Linked DNA regions of Homo sapiens: region 2 is linked to region 1. Evidence: chromatin loops called from intact Hi-C (ENCODE). Cell type or tissue: OCI-LY7. All regions are shown on one strand. Each heading gives the region's core, and the rest is flanking DNA. Links, peaks and the distances in the headings are about the cores only.

What was found. Peaks named below come from ENCODE experiments on the same cell type or tissue, not always from the same donor. Only the 100,000 strongest peaks of a DNase experiment are listed, where the experiment ranks them.
Region 2: it touches region 1 in a loop (5-fold over the local background); 2 of 110 quality-filtered maps call a loop at or near these places.

Annotation. Positions count from the first base shown.
Region 1 is chr12:95,332,837-95,341,272 of GRCh38, forward strand. LOC105369917 (a long non-coding RNA gene) reads right to left here. Exons shown (of 11, transcript XR_001749265.1): 10 at 7,537-7,653; 11 at 4,734-4,822. Among named protein-coding and RNA genes, the nearest start is that of MIR3685, 27 kb to the left of the region's middle. RefSeq lists an enhancer at 2,085-3,001. In OCI-LY7, for the core only: CTCF peaks have their summits at 1,816, 3,817 and 4,039; DNase peaks (open chromatin) are centred at 1,785, 3,795 and 4,501; H3K4me3 peaks cover 2,727 bases; H3K27ac peaks cover 4,424 bases.
Region 2 is chr12:94,871,122-94,879,557 of GRCh38, forward strand. No RefSeq gene overlaps it. Among named protein-coding and RNA genes, the nearest start is that of MIR492, 41 kb to the left of the region's middle. RefSeq lists silencers at 2,014-2,133, 2,194-2,803, 2,814-2,913. In OCI-LY7, for the core only: CTCF peaks have their summits at 4,665 and 4,868; DNase peaks (open chromatin) are centred at 2,610 and 4,640; H3K4me3 peaks cover 237 bases.

The DNA of each region.
Region 1 (8,436 bases), core at 1,282-6,281:
CAACATTGATCAAAATTAAGCCATTTTATATGGGCTTGGTTTGTGGTGCCTGAAAACAGTTACAATAGTAACATCAAAGATCATTGATCTCAGATCACTCTAAGAAATATAATAATAATGAAAAGTTTGAGGCCAGGCGCTGTGGCTCATGCCTTTAATCCTAATACTTCAGGAGGCCAAAGTGGACAGATCGCTTGAGCCTGAGAGTTCAAGGCCAGCTTGGGCAACATGGCGAGACCCCATAGCTAATAAAAATACAAAAAATTAGCTGGGTGTCGGGGTGCGCGCCTGTACATCCAGCCACTCGAGAGGCTGAGGTGGGAGCTCAGGAAATGGAGGCTGCAGTGAGTTAAGATCACACCACTGCATTCCAGCCTGGGTGACGGGAGGGAGACCCTGTCCTTAAAAAAAAAAAAAGTTTGAAATGTTGCTACAATTACGAAAATGTGACCCAGAGACATGTGGTGAGCTCATGCTGTTGGAAAAATGGTGCTGATAGACTTGCAGGACACAGGGTTGTCAAAAATCTTCAGTTTGTAAAAATCACGATATTTGTGAAATGCAATAACTACAAAGCACAGTAGAATGAGGTGTGCTCATACACCTAACCATTAGCAGTGCTTAGTTCTGGGTAGCAGAAGTGTGAATGCTTTTAATTTCTTTCTTTATGCTTTTCTGCATTTTCAAAAATCAAAGTATACCAGAGGACCCTCCCTGCAAATAATCTGTGGTGCTGACTTCTCACAAAGCAGTCATATAAGCCTCCAAAGACCTTCAGGATCGGAATACTAAGAAGGTAAAATAAATTGGAAGATGTGGCCTGGGTGCAGTGGCTCACGCCTGTAATCCCACCACTCTGGGAGGCCTAGGCGGTGGATCACCTGAGGTCAGGAGTTTGAGACCAGCCTGGCCAACATAGCGAAACCCTGTCTCTACTAAAAATACAAAAATTAGCCCGGCCTGGTGGAAGGCACCTGTTAATTCCAGCTTCTCGGGAGGCCGAGGCAGGAGAATCGCTTGAACCCAGGAGGTGGAGGTTGCAGTGAGCCGAGATTGTGCCACTGGACTCCAGCCTGGGTGACAGAGCAAGACTGTCTCAAAGAAAAGAAAAGAAATAGGAAGATGAGTAGATGTGTGCACATCTCTGCAGGGACAGAAAGATATGGGTGTTCCTGGAGCTGCTTACTGCTCTGTTCTGGTAAGTCCCAGAAAGTTCTCAATCTCTGCTGCCCAAGGCCTCCTCTCATAAATCCTTTTACCCTCTCTGCTGATCATGTGGTTGGTCCCTGCAGGGTAGAGGCTACCAAAACTCTGATAAAATATCCTTAATATATACTGAATAGGATACAAAAATGCATGTGGAGTGGAGCACGGTGGCTCATGCCTGTAATCCCAGCACTTTGGGAGGCCGAGGCAGGTGGATCACCTGAGGTCAGGAATTTGAGATCAGCCTGGCCAACACGGTGAAACCTCATCTCTACTAAAAATACAAAAATTAGCCAGGCATGGTGGCACACACCTGTAATCCCAGCTACTCAGGAGGCTGAGGCAGGAGAATCGCTTGAATCCAGGAGGCGGAGGTTGCAGTGAGCCAAGATCATGCCACTGCACTCCAGCCTGGGCAACAAGAGTGAGACTCCCTTTCAAAAAAAAAAAAAAAATGCGTGTGGTTGCAGTTTGCCCTAAGAGGGCCCATGCTGTCTGGGTGTTCGGTAGCTAAAGTTAGAAAAGGCTTTGAAGTGTCTGAAGAGGAGAGACAGGGAAGTGACTCACAGCTCAACAGCTTCACCCTCTGGCTTTGATGGTCCTTGGCTCCGTGATGCTCAGTGTCTGTGTGAGTCTCAGAGAGCAAAAGCCCAATCCACAGCCCACCTGTTTGTATTCTTCACCCTCATTTGAGATTCTCAGAACTCAAGGAGAGCTCCTTTAGAAAATATGACTGCAGTTGTAGTGTAGTTGAAATATCAAAAACCTTTGTTATTAAAAAACCCAAACCTTTATTATGTCACTTGTAATAAAATATAAATGTGCTAAATTGGCTCAAATAAGTTGGATCAAATAATATTAAATAAAACAAAGGTGAAAAAAGAAACTTAAAAATAATTTTTTTTTGATGGGATCTCACTATGTTGCCCAGGCTGGTCTTGAATGCCTGGTCTCAAGCAATCTTCCTGTCTAGCTTCCAAAAGTGCTGAGATTACAGGCCTGAGCTACTATGCCCAGCCAAGAAACTATTTAAGTACTATAAGTTTTGTTGTGCTCGCTTCGGCAGCACATATACTAAGTACTAAAAGTTTTGTGATATAATTTCTTAAGTTGATAATTCTATTTTAGTCTTTCAACCTGATTATAAGAATTTGGGACAAAGGCTCACGTAAACATGACTTTGGCTCGGGGCAGTGGCTCATGCCTGTAATCCCCCCATTTTGGGAAGATGAGGCAGGAGGATCTATCACTTAAGGCCAGGAGTTTGATGCCAGTCTGGGCAACATAGTGAGACCTCAAATCTACAAAAAATAAAATTAGTCATGTGTGATGGTGTGTGCCTGCCGTCCTAGCTACTTAGGAAGCTGAGGCGGGAGGATCCCTTGAGCCCAGGAGTCAAGGCTGCAGTGAGCTATAATTGTGTCACTGCACTCCGGTCTAGGTGACAGACTCTGTCTCGCTTAAAAAAAAATTAACATGGCTTCATTCCTCATAAAACATTGTGATGAAGAGTCACAATGTTTTGAGTCACTATTCTCTTTACTCCATCTTTGGAGAGGTACGGTGGAGGAGAACAAAAAATGGCCCAAACCAAGCCTTTTAAAGCCTCCTGAAGCACTCAATTCATTTTCTGTCTTGTCCCTTTAAAGGAGAGACATGGCTGGTTCCATCATTCTCTCTCCTCTACTGCGGTGTCACTACACACTTCCACCATTTCCACTGGTCACCTGGAATTGTAACTACAGACTACAGTATTTGTTCCTGTTTTTGTTGTTTTTCGAAATGGAGTCTCACTCTGTCACCCAGGCTGGAGTGATTCTCCTGCCTCAGCCTCCCAAGTAGCTGGAATTATAGGCACACGCCACCATGCCTGGCTAATTTTTGTGTTTTTATTAGAGACGGGGTTTCACCACGTTGACCAGGCTGGTCCTGAACTCCTGGCCTCAGGTGATCCTCCCACCTCAGCCTCCCAGGGAAGTGCTAGGATTATAGGCATGAGCCACTGCAGCTGGCCTGTTCCTGTATTTGCATCTGAACAGTATTTGTATCTGGACAGGAACTCTCTTCCCTCTTGAAGTCAAGGATCACGTCAGAACAGATAGAATAATGTAAATATGTGAGCTGGCAATTTGGAAATAATATTCCACAGAGACAATCTTGTCCCACCCCAGAGCCCTGGATGCACATGTGTATAAAAAAGAACACCTCAGTTAAAGAATCCTTCCAGCCCCATGCATCCGAACAAACAGCTGAAATGAATTTTCAGCTGAGTTTTCACAACGCTCATTGCAAGCTCTTTGCCCTCATTAAATTATCAGGAAAATGCAAGTAATTTATTATGTGTAATCACATCATTCGCGGTAGCACTTCGCCCAGAGAAACCTAGCCCAATATGGTAACATCAGAACAATGCTTCACCTCACATCTTCCTTTGAAAGATAAAGAAAACACAGAATCATTCTGCTTCTCTCCGGGAAGGAAGGCAAAGCGTTTCCCCAGGCCCTCAGAACACCATCTGGCTGCAGTCTTTCCTTTTAGGGACCTGGTATTTTCTGGCCCAGGGACAAAGCGCATTTATTTCAGATGGATCAACACTGTCACCCAGCGGGCAGACAGCTGGGCAGGCTGAGGCCTTAGCCTTGCTCTTGGCTTGACAGCCAGATACTGACAGCCAGTATTTGAATAGGAACCTGTTTGTTTCGGGTGATCAGGATTAATTGTTAATATTCTCTTGGAGGGAACTGGGACAACCTCAGCTGACAAGCCTTTGATTTGGATGTCATGGGTGAGTGCAACTTAAGAAAGACATATATTTTCATCGTGCTGATGCTTTTTTTTTTTTTTAAGCCACTAGTGAATTTATAAGAAGCACAGGCTGTAAACCAACCAAGCATGTCTACCAAGACTCCCAGAATCAAATAGGTTTGCAGGAGCAGGGTGATATTTGGTCACCTGTCAGGTACTCTGGGAAGACTCCTCTACCACAAAATAAGACTAGTTGTTCATTGTTCGTAGTGACAGTGATGAATATTTTGAAAACTGAAAATAGATGTGTGTGTGTGTGTGTGTGTGGTGTGTGTGTGTGTGTATCTGTGTATTGAAATGTCAGGAAATAATCTGCATTACTACGGTGAAATCAGTGGATGAGTTAGTCTTTGTTTCTCTATTTTGTATATATCTCAGAAGACATGCACGGGATGCAACCTCTGTCCCATCTCATTTGTACTGAGTCCTTTTCTCTTGTCTAAACTGTCACTTGACACTTGAAACAAGCTGGATTCCTTTGCATATTGAGGTAGGCTCTGTGCCTTCTTGCTAAATGTACGGTTGAATTATTTCTTCTCCCCAGCTGGAACTCATCAACAAGCTGAAAGCATTCATCTGGGAACACTTTACACTTCTTACGAGCATGTCCGAGGAAGTGGGGGCTGAGACTTCACCTTGTAGAAACTCTTGCAGAATTTTGATTAAAAGCAGTCTCTGTTCATAGTGAGAAAATCTGGATTTGAATTCTGATCCCACCACATGCGAGCTCCTTGACCTTAGATAAGTTAACCTGTGTCTCAGTTTCCACCTCTGTTATCAGGGATAAAATTAGTACCTACCCCCTGGATTGCTGTGAGGATTTAGATAAGAAAATACACATGAATAACTTAGCACAGTGCCTGGGCACATAGTTAAAGATCAATAAACATTAGTATTACCATTGTCATAATTATTATAATGATATCTATCATATATATTATTCCCAAAATGCAACTTTCATAAAGTGCCTCTAGGCTAGCAGATGAAATCATGGCATCTTTTTAGCTGGAAGGGTCCTGAAAGATCATCCAGTCATTGCTTCTCATTAAAATCACCCAGAGAAACTTTTAAAACAAACGCTAATACCTCATTGTAGCCAGACAAAATAATACTTACTGTATGAATCCTTTTTTTTTTTTTTTGAGATGGAGTCTTGGACTGTCACCCAGGCTGGAGTGCAGTGCCATGATCTCCGCTCACCGCAACCTCTGCCTCCTGGGTTCAAGTGATTCTCCTGCCTCAGCCTCCCAAGTAGCTGGGATTACAGGCACCTGCTACCACGCCCGGCTAATTTTCTGTATTTTTAGTAGAGATGGGGTTTCACTATGTTGGCCAGGCTGGTCTTGAACTCCCTACCTCGTGATCCACCTGCCTCAGCCTCTGAAAGTGCTGGGATTACAGGCATATGAATCCTTTTAGATGAAATTCTAGAAGGGACAAACCTAATCTATAGTGACAGAACACTGATCAGTGGTGATCTGGGGATGATGTTGGAAGGACTGGCAGCTAATGGGCCAAAGGAAACTTTTAGGGTGATGGCAGTGTTTTCTATCTTGACTGTGGAAGTGATTACATGGGTACATACGTTTGTCAAACTCATTGGCGCTTAAAATATTCACTTGAACGCATTACGTTGTATGTAAACTATATTGTAATAAAGAGAATACTGATGCTGGGTCTCATCCACAGACATTCTGATTTAATTGTTCGAGGGTGAAGCCCAGAAGTCATTTTTTTTTCATGTATCCAAAGCATCAGCTGTGATTGAGAGCCACTGATCTAACTCAGTCTTCTTTTTTTCCAGATGACATGAACCCAAACAAATACAGCTGGTTAAAGGGGAAGGTCTTAGACTAAAATTCAGGTCACCTGGTTTCTTGTGCGCCAAACCTTATCTTTACTTACAACATGTCCTCTGCCTGGAACCTCTTTCTCTTCCTTCTTCTCATCTCTCTGACAAAATCCTACCTACCCTTAGGGGCTAGTATACAGTTGGCTTTAACCAATAGTATGAGCAATAGCATACCGCATAACTTTTGAGGCTGGAGTGCAGTGGTGTAATCACAGCTCCTTGCAGCCTTGACTTCCAGGCTCAAGTGATCCTCTTGCCTCAGCCTCCTGAGTAGCTAGGGCTACAGGCATACACTACCAAGCCCAGCTAATTTTTTTAATTTTGTAGAGACAGGGTCTCACTATGTTGCCCAGGCTGGTTTTGAACTCCTGGGCTCAAACAATCCTCCCACCTCGGCCTCCCAAAGTGCTGGGATTACTGGCATGAGCCACTATGCTCGGCCAGGAACATTCCTTCTTCAAACCAGCACCATGTTGTGAGGAAACCCAACTGGCTATGAGGAAACCCAAGTGGCTATGCACATATGACACTTCTCAGGAAGCCTCAGGCTGTGGCTCACCCCACTGGACTAGGAGCTCCTTGGCAGAAGGAACTGTGGCTCATTTTATTGACTGAGTGAGTGGGTGAGTGTATCTTCAGTATTCAGTACTTGTGTTTGGCACAGAGCAGACAGTCAATAAACATTTGTTGAACTGAAAAACCAGTGGAAGGGAATTAGCATTCATTGCCTATGATGTGCCAGGAATTGAAACAAGCACTTTGTGCACATTATCTCACTGAATTTTTACAATAATTTTATGAGTTGGTTATTATTTCTCCCTTTTGAAAGGGAGGATACAAGCTCAGAGAAGCTTAGTAATTTACCAAAGGTCACACAGCAAGCAAATAGTAGAATCAAGGTTTGAACTCAAGTGTGTTTGTTTTCAAAGTTCATGCTTTTTCTCTACCACACCAGGCTGTCTTGCTTATGGTAGTTATTCTACTAGGTCTTACACTATGGATTTTTATGTAGCCATATCTCCTCAACTAGGTTATAAGCTTCATAAAGGTGGGAATTAAATTTTAGCACTTAATTTTTATATGAACTCATGAGGCGAATGATATGGCCACCTCAGTTTTTTTTTTTTTTTTTTTTTTTTTTTTTTTTTTTTGAGAAGGAGTCTCGCTCTGTCGCCCAGGCTGGAGTGCAGTGGCGGGATCTCGGCTCACTGCAAGCTCCGCCTCCCGGGTTCACGCCATTCTCCTGCCTCAGCCTCCCAAGTAGCTGGGACTACAGGCGCCCGCCACTACGCCCGGCTAATTTTTTGTATTTTTAGTAGAGACGGGGTTTCACCGTTTTAGCCGGGATGGTCTCGATCTCCTGACCTCGTGATCCTCCCGCCTCGGCCTCCCAAAGTGCTGGGATTACAGGCGTGCGCCACCGCGCCCGGCCGGCCACCTCAGTTTTAACAGAGTATTCAATTTTTAAATTCATTAGAGTAACAGTAAAGATAATGCAACAGTGTTAAATCTGCAGTTATAAGAAGACCTGAAGTCAAGGGTTATCCCAAGGTTGTGATTTAAGCTGAGCTATTTTGGTAGCCTTCTGTTGACCCTATGAATAATCCCCAAGTCATGCAAACATCATACACAACAGCCCAGTCAAAAGAGTCATTATATCTCAAAGCACATACCAAAAAAATTCCTGGGATTATATTGTGCCTTTGAACCAGAAGAGGACAATTGTTGCCCATGAATTTAGAAGCAGATACAATGTTATATTTGAGCAACCGAAAGGAATCCGAATGACTCTAAAAGAACAAAGAGTTGTAAAGATATTAAATTCCAGGCAACAAATCTTTTGCTTCATTCAGCAATATTTGCATCCTTGAACAAAAAATTTAAAACTCTATCCTCATTCCTACATTAGAAATGCCTTCATAAGCTCACCAAAGACCTCTGTATTGCCAAGACCAGTCGACATTTTCATGTTTCTAATATTACTTGACCTATTTATTTATTTAGATAGAGTCTCACTCTGTCGCCCAGGCTGGAGTGCAGTGGTGCAATGACGGCTCACTGTAGCCTTGCCCTACTGGGGCTCGGGTGATTCTCCCATCTCAGCCTCCCTAGTAGCTAGTGCCATAGGCACACATCACCACACATGGCTAAATTTTGTATTTTTTGTAGAGACAGGATTTCGCCATGTTGCCTAGGCTGGTCTGGAACTCCTGGGCTCAAGTGATCCACCTGCCTTCGCCTCCCAAAGTGCTGAGATTAAGGCGTGAGCCACTGCACCTGGCCTACTTGACCTCTTTATGACATTTGAAATTATTGAACAGTGTCTCCTCCAACTCTCTGCTGGGCTTCTATGGCCACTTTCTCTTCTGTCTTCTTTCTGTTTCTCTAGGTCTTGCTTCCTAGTCTTCATTTCATGAAGACTTTTTCTCTACTTGACCTCTAAATATCTATTGTACTAAAAGCTTGCATCTTGTCTCCTGCCATTCACTCTCTTCACACACTCTTTGGATAACGCATAATTCTAACTACTATTTATGTCTACCAAGTGACCAAATGTCTATCAAAGCTAGTGC
Region 2 (8,436 bases), core at 2,329-7,328, 460 kb before region 1:
CGTCTGGTGAGGGCCCAAGTTCTGGTTCAGAGATAGTGTCTTCTCACATCATGGAAGGGACAAGGAAGCTCTCTGAGGCCTCCTTTATAAGGTTCTGCCCTTGTAACCTGATCACCTCCCAAAGACCCACCTCTTAATACCATCACCTTGAGGGTTAGGATTTCAACATATGAACTGCGGGGACAACAAACATTCAGACCACAGCTTCTCTCTTCAGAGCAACCCAAATACTGGGCATCTTCTGTGCTCCTACTCTGTACATTCCCTACACACCTTCTCTTTCATTCAAGGACACCAAAGGAAAGTAATTACTTTTGATTATAATAGTGTGTCTGCACACTCTCTCTCTGCAGTTACTGATCTGCCACAGTTGAAGGGCTGCCACATGCATCTGCCAAACTGCCAAATTATATGCTTCTCCAGAACCAGACAGGGTCTGGGGCAGAAACAAAAAGTTTGTAGGCAACAGAGTGTAATGTCAAGAGCCAGGGCTTTGGAGTCCAGCAAACCTGGGCACAAATCCTGCTCTATTTTCCTCATAGCACTCATCACTATCTGAAACTACATTATTTGTACCTTTGTTTACTACTTTATTATCTGATTTCTCAGTTTGAATGCGGCCTCCAAGAGAACAAGGCTTTTGTATGTCATGTTCCTCACAGTATTCCTAGAGCTCAGAACAGCGCCTGCACATAGTAGGTGCTTAATACACGTCTTATGGAGGTGGGGGCTGAGTATTTAAAATGCAGATTGCCAAGCTCCAGTTTCAGAGATTCTAACTCATTAGGTTTGAAACAAAGCCTAGGAATCTGCATTTGCAGCAAGCATCCACCTCTTTCATCCTAAGGCAGGTAGTAGGCAGATCACATGTTAAGATACTCTGGTCAATGCCCTCCATCTCCAAATCGTGATTCTCCCTCTAACACGCATTTCTACGGATCCCATCCAGGCTCTTTTCTTTAATTACCCTGAGGCACTGAGAGTAAAAGGAGGTTGCTGACCCCTGAATTTGGAGTTCAAACAAGTAACCTCACCACGGCCAGTTTCCATTTCTGCTGCATGCCAAACTAGCTGGCCAGCCTGGCTGGAATCCTGTTCTCCCCAGAAACACCTGAGCAGGTCTGGACTAGCTCCAAAAGTATAAGCCAGGTAAATTTCCGTGTCAGCTCATTGAGAGACTTTCCAGGGGCAGCTGGGGCCAATTCACATTTGCTCTATACTCCCTCCAAAGACACCCCCTTCAACACACACACACAGAACACTTAATTCTGGTACCACCAGCCAAAAGGGGCCCGAGTTCCCTTGGGAGCAGCCCAGCCGCTGAGAGGCGGAAATCTCTGAAAGGGCCACTCAGATGACCAAAGCAATAGGCGCCTACGTACCTTACAACAAGCCAACCTCAAGTTCCAACCTAGAGAAATGCATGGACTCTGGTGGGAGAGTCTTATTCCGTTTTTGTTTTCTTCTTTTTTTTTGTTTTGTTTTGTTTTGGTTTGGTTTTCTTCCATTTCTTCTCAGCCTTGTCTCTTCAGAAAATACCCCTCCACCCCTTCCTTGGCGCGTAAACTGTCTTCAGGGTGGCCTTAGGAGTTCTGGGACAATGTGGAGGGTACCCAATAGGATTTCCTTAAGTTTCCTCTACTGCTTTTCCACACATATTAATGCTGAGATCCTGTATTTGATTAAAGCACCTTCCATTTCCAAAGTTAAAATACAAACGGGTCTGGTAACTTACAAAGTCGCCAGCATCTTCGTGTCAATTAACTTCCCCAGACAAGTAAGAACGAGCTGCACTAGGGCCTGCGCTCTCTCCGGGGCTAACAACAAGCAGCACCAGTCCCCCAAGCTGTCCCTGGAGGTGGAAGAGCCACTGCAGCTGAGCCTGTTTATTTTTCGTTTTTCCACAGGCAGCCTTGGCTGGAGGGTGGGGGTGAGCGCGGGCTCCCTGGCACCTGCCGGTAAAGCAGCAGCCGCAGCCCCCGAGGGCGCCCCAGGCCAGGAGCTGCGCGCCGTCGGCGGGCCGTGCCTGGAGGAGGCTCGCGCCTTCCAAATGCCGGAGTGCAGGCATCCTTCCTCTCCCCAACCCCAGCCCCGGCCTCGACCTGTCGCCCACCTGGCCCGGACCTGGGGCTGGCTCCGTCTCTGGGGTGTGCGCCAAGGGAGCCCCACCGACGCCCAGCAGAGCTGCCCGGGCTCCCAAAGAAGGACCGGGGCTTTGGGCAGAATTCTGGCAGCCAGGCGGGCGTCAGGGGAGCCGGAGAAGGGGCTCGCCAGCAGGCGTGGGGCGGAGTGCCGGGCGCAGCCCACCTCGCAAGCGCGGGCCCAGGGCTCCGACGTGCCAGCGCAGCCCCGAAGAGTGCGGGCCCGGGGTCCCCGCGGCGCCCCTTCCCCTCCTCAGTCCCCCGGGGGCGACCGCGCTCCCCGCCGAGGTCCGTCCCCGCCGCACCCTCACTATTCCCGCTGGGAGGACCCCGGCGCACGCCCCCGCCCCCGCACCCCGGGGCGACGGCGCACTCACCCTCCGCATGGTGTCTGGGCCGTCCGGGCGGGGCTCGGCGACTTGGGCGCGAGAAGGGCTGGGCCGGCGGCGACGCTCGGCCGGCCGGGAGCTCCGCGCTGCCCCCTCCTGCACACGCCTGCGCCGCGGCCGCCAAGCCGGCGGGGGCGGGGCGGGGTAGCGCTGGCCGCGGGGTCCCCGGGGCTCTCCCGGGCTGCGGCGGAGGCGCGGAGCCGGCCAAGGGCGCACTGAGCTCGCGGAGCTCCGGGGCCCCGGGGCCTTTCTGCCGCCGTCGCAGCGTCCCCGCCTCCTCGGGCCGCTTCGCCCCTCTCCTCTTCCTCGAGTTCTGGCCCCACCAGGAGCGGAGCGAGTCTCCGATGCCTGCCCCGCGGCCCCCAGAACTGAGCTGGAGAAGCTTTGGGGTGAAAGCTGGGCCCACCCTACAGGGACCCCAAGTTTGCGGAGCAAGAGTGGATTGGCGGAGAGCGCAGATGGCAATTCTCACCCGCCTTAAAAGTACCACCTTAAAATTCTCCCCATGGGATGGGAAGGTGGCCCGCTAATGTCCGTTCCTACTCTTCGTTTTCTTTTTAATTTTTCAGACAGGGTCTCGCTCTGTCCCCCAGGCTGAGCGCAGGGGCGCGATTTCGGCTCACTGCAGCCTTGCGATTCTCCCAGGCTCAAGCGATCCTCCCGCCTCAGCCTTCCCAGTAGCTGGGACCACAGGCGAGTGCTCCACTACGCCCGGCTAATTTTTGTATTTTTATTCTTTTGTAGAGACTGGTGTCTCGCCATTTTGCCCAGGCTGGTCTCGAACTCCTGGCCTCAAGCGACCCTCCAGCCTCGGCCTCCCAAAGTGCTGGGATGAGAGGTGTGAGCCAGTGCGTCGGCCCTTTACCATTCTTTAGATTCTGCGATTGTTTTTTGAAAGTCCTGAGCATTCATAAAGCTTTCCGAGGAGGGGTGGGAAGAGAGTTAAGAGCGGTAAACAGCAGATCCACCCGGGGCTGGAGGAAACACCGTGGAACAGAGACCGTCTGGTCTCATTCAGGTGAAGGAGCTCGGCAGGGGAAGAGGTCAGCATCCCCATTCCAGCGAAACCCACGGGTTTTCCTAGCAGTCCCCTGTGTGCACAGCTTTCTCTTCACAATCGACCTCCACCCCAACTTTTCCAAACAACACGGGAGCCCATCCCCAAATGCTAATGCTTCTGCGGGAAAAAAATGAGAAGGGGGAAAAATGTATTCCCCAGATCATGAAAACGCTGCACACCCTTGAGCTCAGAATGCAGGATCTAAATCCGCAAGAACAGGATGGAATGATGTGGGAAGGTCTTCCAGGAAGAAATCTGATTTTATTCTGCTTCGACTGCTGAACAAAGTAAATCAAATAGCACGGAACTCAAGGCAGCCTGAATTTTGTGTAGAAAAAAATATCTCTTGTTTGTCAGAGGATCCTTTGAAAAGCATCCAAGGACGCTTGTGTTTCCAAAGCGGCTGTGACAGGTATGCAGGCAGACAGCAGTGGGAATGCAAAGGCTTGTGCCGGGTAAACACTTCTCATGAGTGTTTCAGCTTTGGCATTGCCTTTATGCCAGTTATTCTGGCAGATCACCACTGCCAAAGAAATACCTTTATAATTTTCTAACATTGATTGTCAGCAGCACTATAGAGACCGTAATATTACACGAAGTACCTTAATGATCTAATGAATAAAAACATTTTGTCTGGATTTCTCTTTGGTGCCTATCAGCACAGATAGGGGGAGGAGTGACTGATGTGTGAGGGGGAAATGTAAGAAACGACAATTAATGACACTTGCTATGTCCCTTTTTTACTTTATCTTATGATCTGTATGCAGTGGGTTTTTTCCTCCCTGGATATATAATCTCTTCTGATTGAGCTTTTATGTTTTTGCCTTTCTTTGGGAAAATAACAATGTTAGTAAGTGTACTTCTGAGCCATACCTGTCTTATCATTTCAATCCACACAACTCTATGAAGTACGTACTGGGATATTATGGTTTTTTTAGAGGGAGATACTCGAGCTCAGAGAGGGCAGGTCATTTGCCCGAGATCATACAGCTTGTTAGTGGCACAGCCTGGATTTCAACTCAGGCAGTCTGACACGAGGACCCTCTCACTTAATGCCCATGCAATACTGCCCTCCTCTGCTTCATAGAAAAGGTGCAACTGTGTAAAGGTGTTCCTGGAAGTAAAAACGTGAGCTTTTGTCATAGATTAGTCACTTGACATCTCAGAGCCTTAGCTTCCTCATCAGTAAAATGACAACTTGGACTAAATAGATGCATTAAAGGCCTAGCCAGAAGTAAAGTTCAAGATTTAGAGTATTACTATGTGAGTATTAGAGTATCAGTATTCTTGCTCAGCATTGTAAGAAATCTTAACCTGGAGATACAGTGTTAGCCACTTCATTGGTTTGTGTGATCTCACCACAGCGCCTTGTTTTAACACTACTTGTGCTGCTTTCTACAACATTACCTCTTCCTGCTCCTTCTAATTAATACTCTTTGCTTTGCAAATGTGATATCTAATCAATTTAATGTTCTTTTTTTTTTTTTCTTTTCTTTGAGACGGAGTCTTGCTCTGTCGTGCCCAGTCTGGAGTGCAGTGGCGCGATCTCGGCTCACTGCTACTTCTGCCTCCTGGGTTTGAGCAATTCTCCCACTTCAGTCTCCCAAGTAGCTGGGACTACAGGCACCCACCACCACACCCAGCTAATTTTTTATATTTTTAGTAGAGGCAGGATTTTACCATATTGGCCAGGCTGGTCTTGAACTTCCAACGTCAGGTGATCCACCTACCTCGGCCTCCCAAAGTGTTGGAATTACAGACGTGAGCCACCGAGCCCGTCCTAATGTTCATTTCTTACTAAACTTGAATAAGACTCCTGGTGTGGGGGAGGGGAGTCAGTTTCAGTTAAGTAGTTGTTAGGATGATCTTGAAGTATTAGTTAGCCTGAATCATTTTTAAATTCCCTTCAGAAACCAAGAATGTTATTCAACTGTACCAAATAAATAACAACACGTCAGTTGCTAATGGAACACGGTCACACTGGCCATCTATGGAAATCCTCATGTTTCCAATGCTCTCATTAACTACCCTGAAGAATCAATTTAAAAGTAAAACTAGATTGAATCAGATTTCCCCCTTTTTTATTCCAGGGGGAGGGGGAAAGGTCTTTGTTTCTTTCATATGTTTAAAGAATCTTCAAAATATTTTAATGATAGAGTTGTCTATCTGTTTCATATTATCATATCTCCATTAGCCTTCTAAACTCAGCCATATTATTTGATTCCTTGAAAACCATCTAATGTTTAAGAACACTATATTTTCCCCTTTTTTCTTAATTGTTTAACTTCTCCACCAGTCACAAACACTGTTATTCAGCCTTAATTTTTTTTTTTTTTTTTTTTTTTTTGAGACAGTGTTTCACTCTTGTCACTCAGGCTGGAGTGCATAGGCACCATCTCGGCTCACTGCAACTTCCGCGTCCCAGGTTCAAGCGATTCTCCTGCCTCAACCTCCCGAGTAGCTGGGATTACCGGCACCCACCACCACTCCCAGCTGATTTTTGAATTTTTAGTAGAGACGATGTTTCACCATGTTGTCTAGGCTGGTCTCAAACTCCTGACCTCAGATGATCCACCTGCCTCGGCCTCCCAAAGTGCTGGGATTACAAGTGTGAGCCACCACACCTGGCCTATTCAGCCCTCTTGATCTGCAGGCTGGATTCATAGGTCTTCATCTTAGTACAGTAGGAAGTATACTGGCATCAGGAGGTCAAGCTTACTTCTTTCATTACCTATTAAGGTAGATAGGCATTTGTTATAAAATTGAACAAAAAGGAACTAGTTTACAATTTTACATAAATAGTAAAAGAGAATAATTTCTTCTTTTCGTAGATAAGAAATGTTATCAACTGGCATAATTTCTTACCAGTCTGTCATCCTCCATTTAGAAAACCATTAGTAATTAAATGTTGTTTTCCTTTACCATGTTCCTAAATATGAATCCTTCATAAGGCATCTATTAAATACCTACTATGGGGCGGTATACATTATTGATTAAATCAATCCATATTTCCCTGAGAAAGACCAAGAAAAATTTCAAGGAAACATGTATCACAGCTACATGCATTGAGTACTTTATATGTTCCAGGCACTGTGAAAAGCCATGTATCAATCTGTTTCATCCTCACAAAACTCTGCAGGATTGTTGTTAGTATCTTCTCCATATGATAGACTATGAAACTAAGATTTATCGAGATGAAACACCTTGCCAAAGGCTGCATGTTTAATTAGTGACACACTTCTGGCCCAAATCTGACTCCAGAACCCAAGAGATTGACCAGTGATAGGTGGATGTTAATGTATCACACAGACTTCTCTCTCCGGAATTTCTTCAAAGTGGTGAAAACGTGAGCCAAGAATTTTATATCCACTAAAACTGACTTTCAAGTATTTATACTAGAATAAAGTGACATTAGTTAAGAAAGAATTCTTAAAGGAGATGAGTTCTTAGCTTGAAAAAATATAAGATTTGAATGGGAAGAGTGAAGAATATTCTTTTTTCAGCCTCTCAAGTAGCTGGGACTACAGGTGCATGCTCCCACACCCATCTCTACAATTCTTTTTGTTCGTTTTGTAGAGATGGGGTCTTGCTATGTTGCACAGGTTGGTCTCAAACTCCTAGCCTCAAGTGATCCCCCAACCTAGCCCTCCCAAAGTGCTGAGATTACGGCATGAGCCACCATGCCCAGCAAGAATATTCTTCAAAGGGTACAGTGGAATGAGCCACAAAGTAGAGGTGGTGAGTCAATAAACCATTCTTAGGGAACCCTGGGATGTGTGACTTTTTAATTTTTATTTTTTATTCCAATATCACAGTCACTTAAGGATATTCTGGGTCCTTTATTTTGCTGTAGGAGGTCTGCGTGGTTGCTATGCTATTTCTTTTCTTGCCCTTGACAAGGCCTGTTCAACTTCTCTGAACCACAATTTAGGGGCTTGACATTCTATTGATCTTTTTTTTCTTCTTCTTCTTTTTGTGGCCTGAAGATGCAGGGTAGAGTGGGAAAGAACTTACCTAGAGCTGTGTGTCGCCTTTATCATAGGAATTTAGTTTCTTCTTTCTTCTAAAGCTCTGTGCCAGAGTTCAGCCCTTAGTGGATATTTAAAAAGACAAAATTCACCCGGACTTGCACCCCTAGTGCTACTTATATATTTAATTCCATGCTCCTTTTTAGTCTTCGTCCAAATGCATGTCCATCTGCAATCTATTTACACAGCTATCTCTCCTACTAGACTCTGAACTCCTTTAAAGAAGGGACTGTCTTAATTCTTACATCTCCATGGCCTACCCCAAAATAGGTGTGCTTGGTACGTGTTTAATAAACGAATTAGTGATGTTTAAACCATATTATAGTCTGCTGTTTTCCCTTGGTTAATGTTTCCTATATTTTACATAGCCTTAATAATTACCTTTATTGGCTGCTCAATATGCACATCTCAGTGATATATTATCATTTAACCTTACCTCATGTTGCCATTTGCATTGTTTCTACTCCTTTGATTGAGCCCGAGAGTTCAAGACCGGCCTGGGAAACATAGTGAACTCCATCTCTATAAAAAATACAAAAATAAGCCAGGTGTGGTGACACGCACCTGTAGTTCCAGCTACTCAGGAGGCTGAAACAGGAGGGTCACCCGAGCTCGGGGAGGTTGAGACTGCAGTGAGCCGAGATCACGCCACTGCACTCAAGCCTGAGTGATAGAGCGAGTCCCCATCTCAAAAATAAAATAAAATACTCCTTTGAAATTCCCTTGAGTTAGTAAGTAGGGATATGACTTCATATTAAGAAGGATTTGGAGGATGAGAATGTGATTAAATGGTCTAGACGTAGGAAGATAAGTTAGGA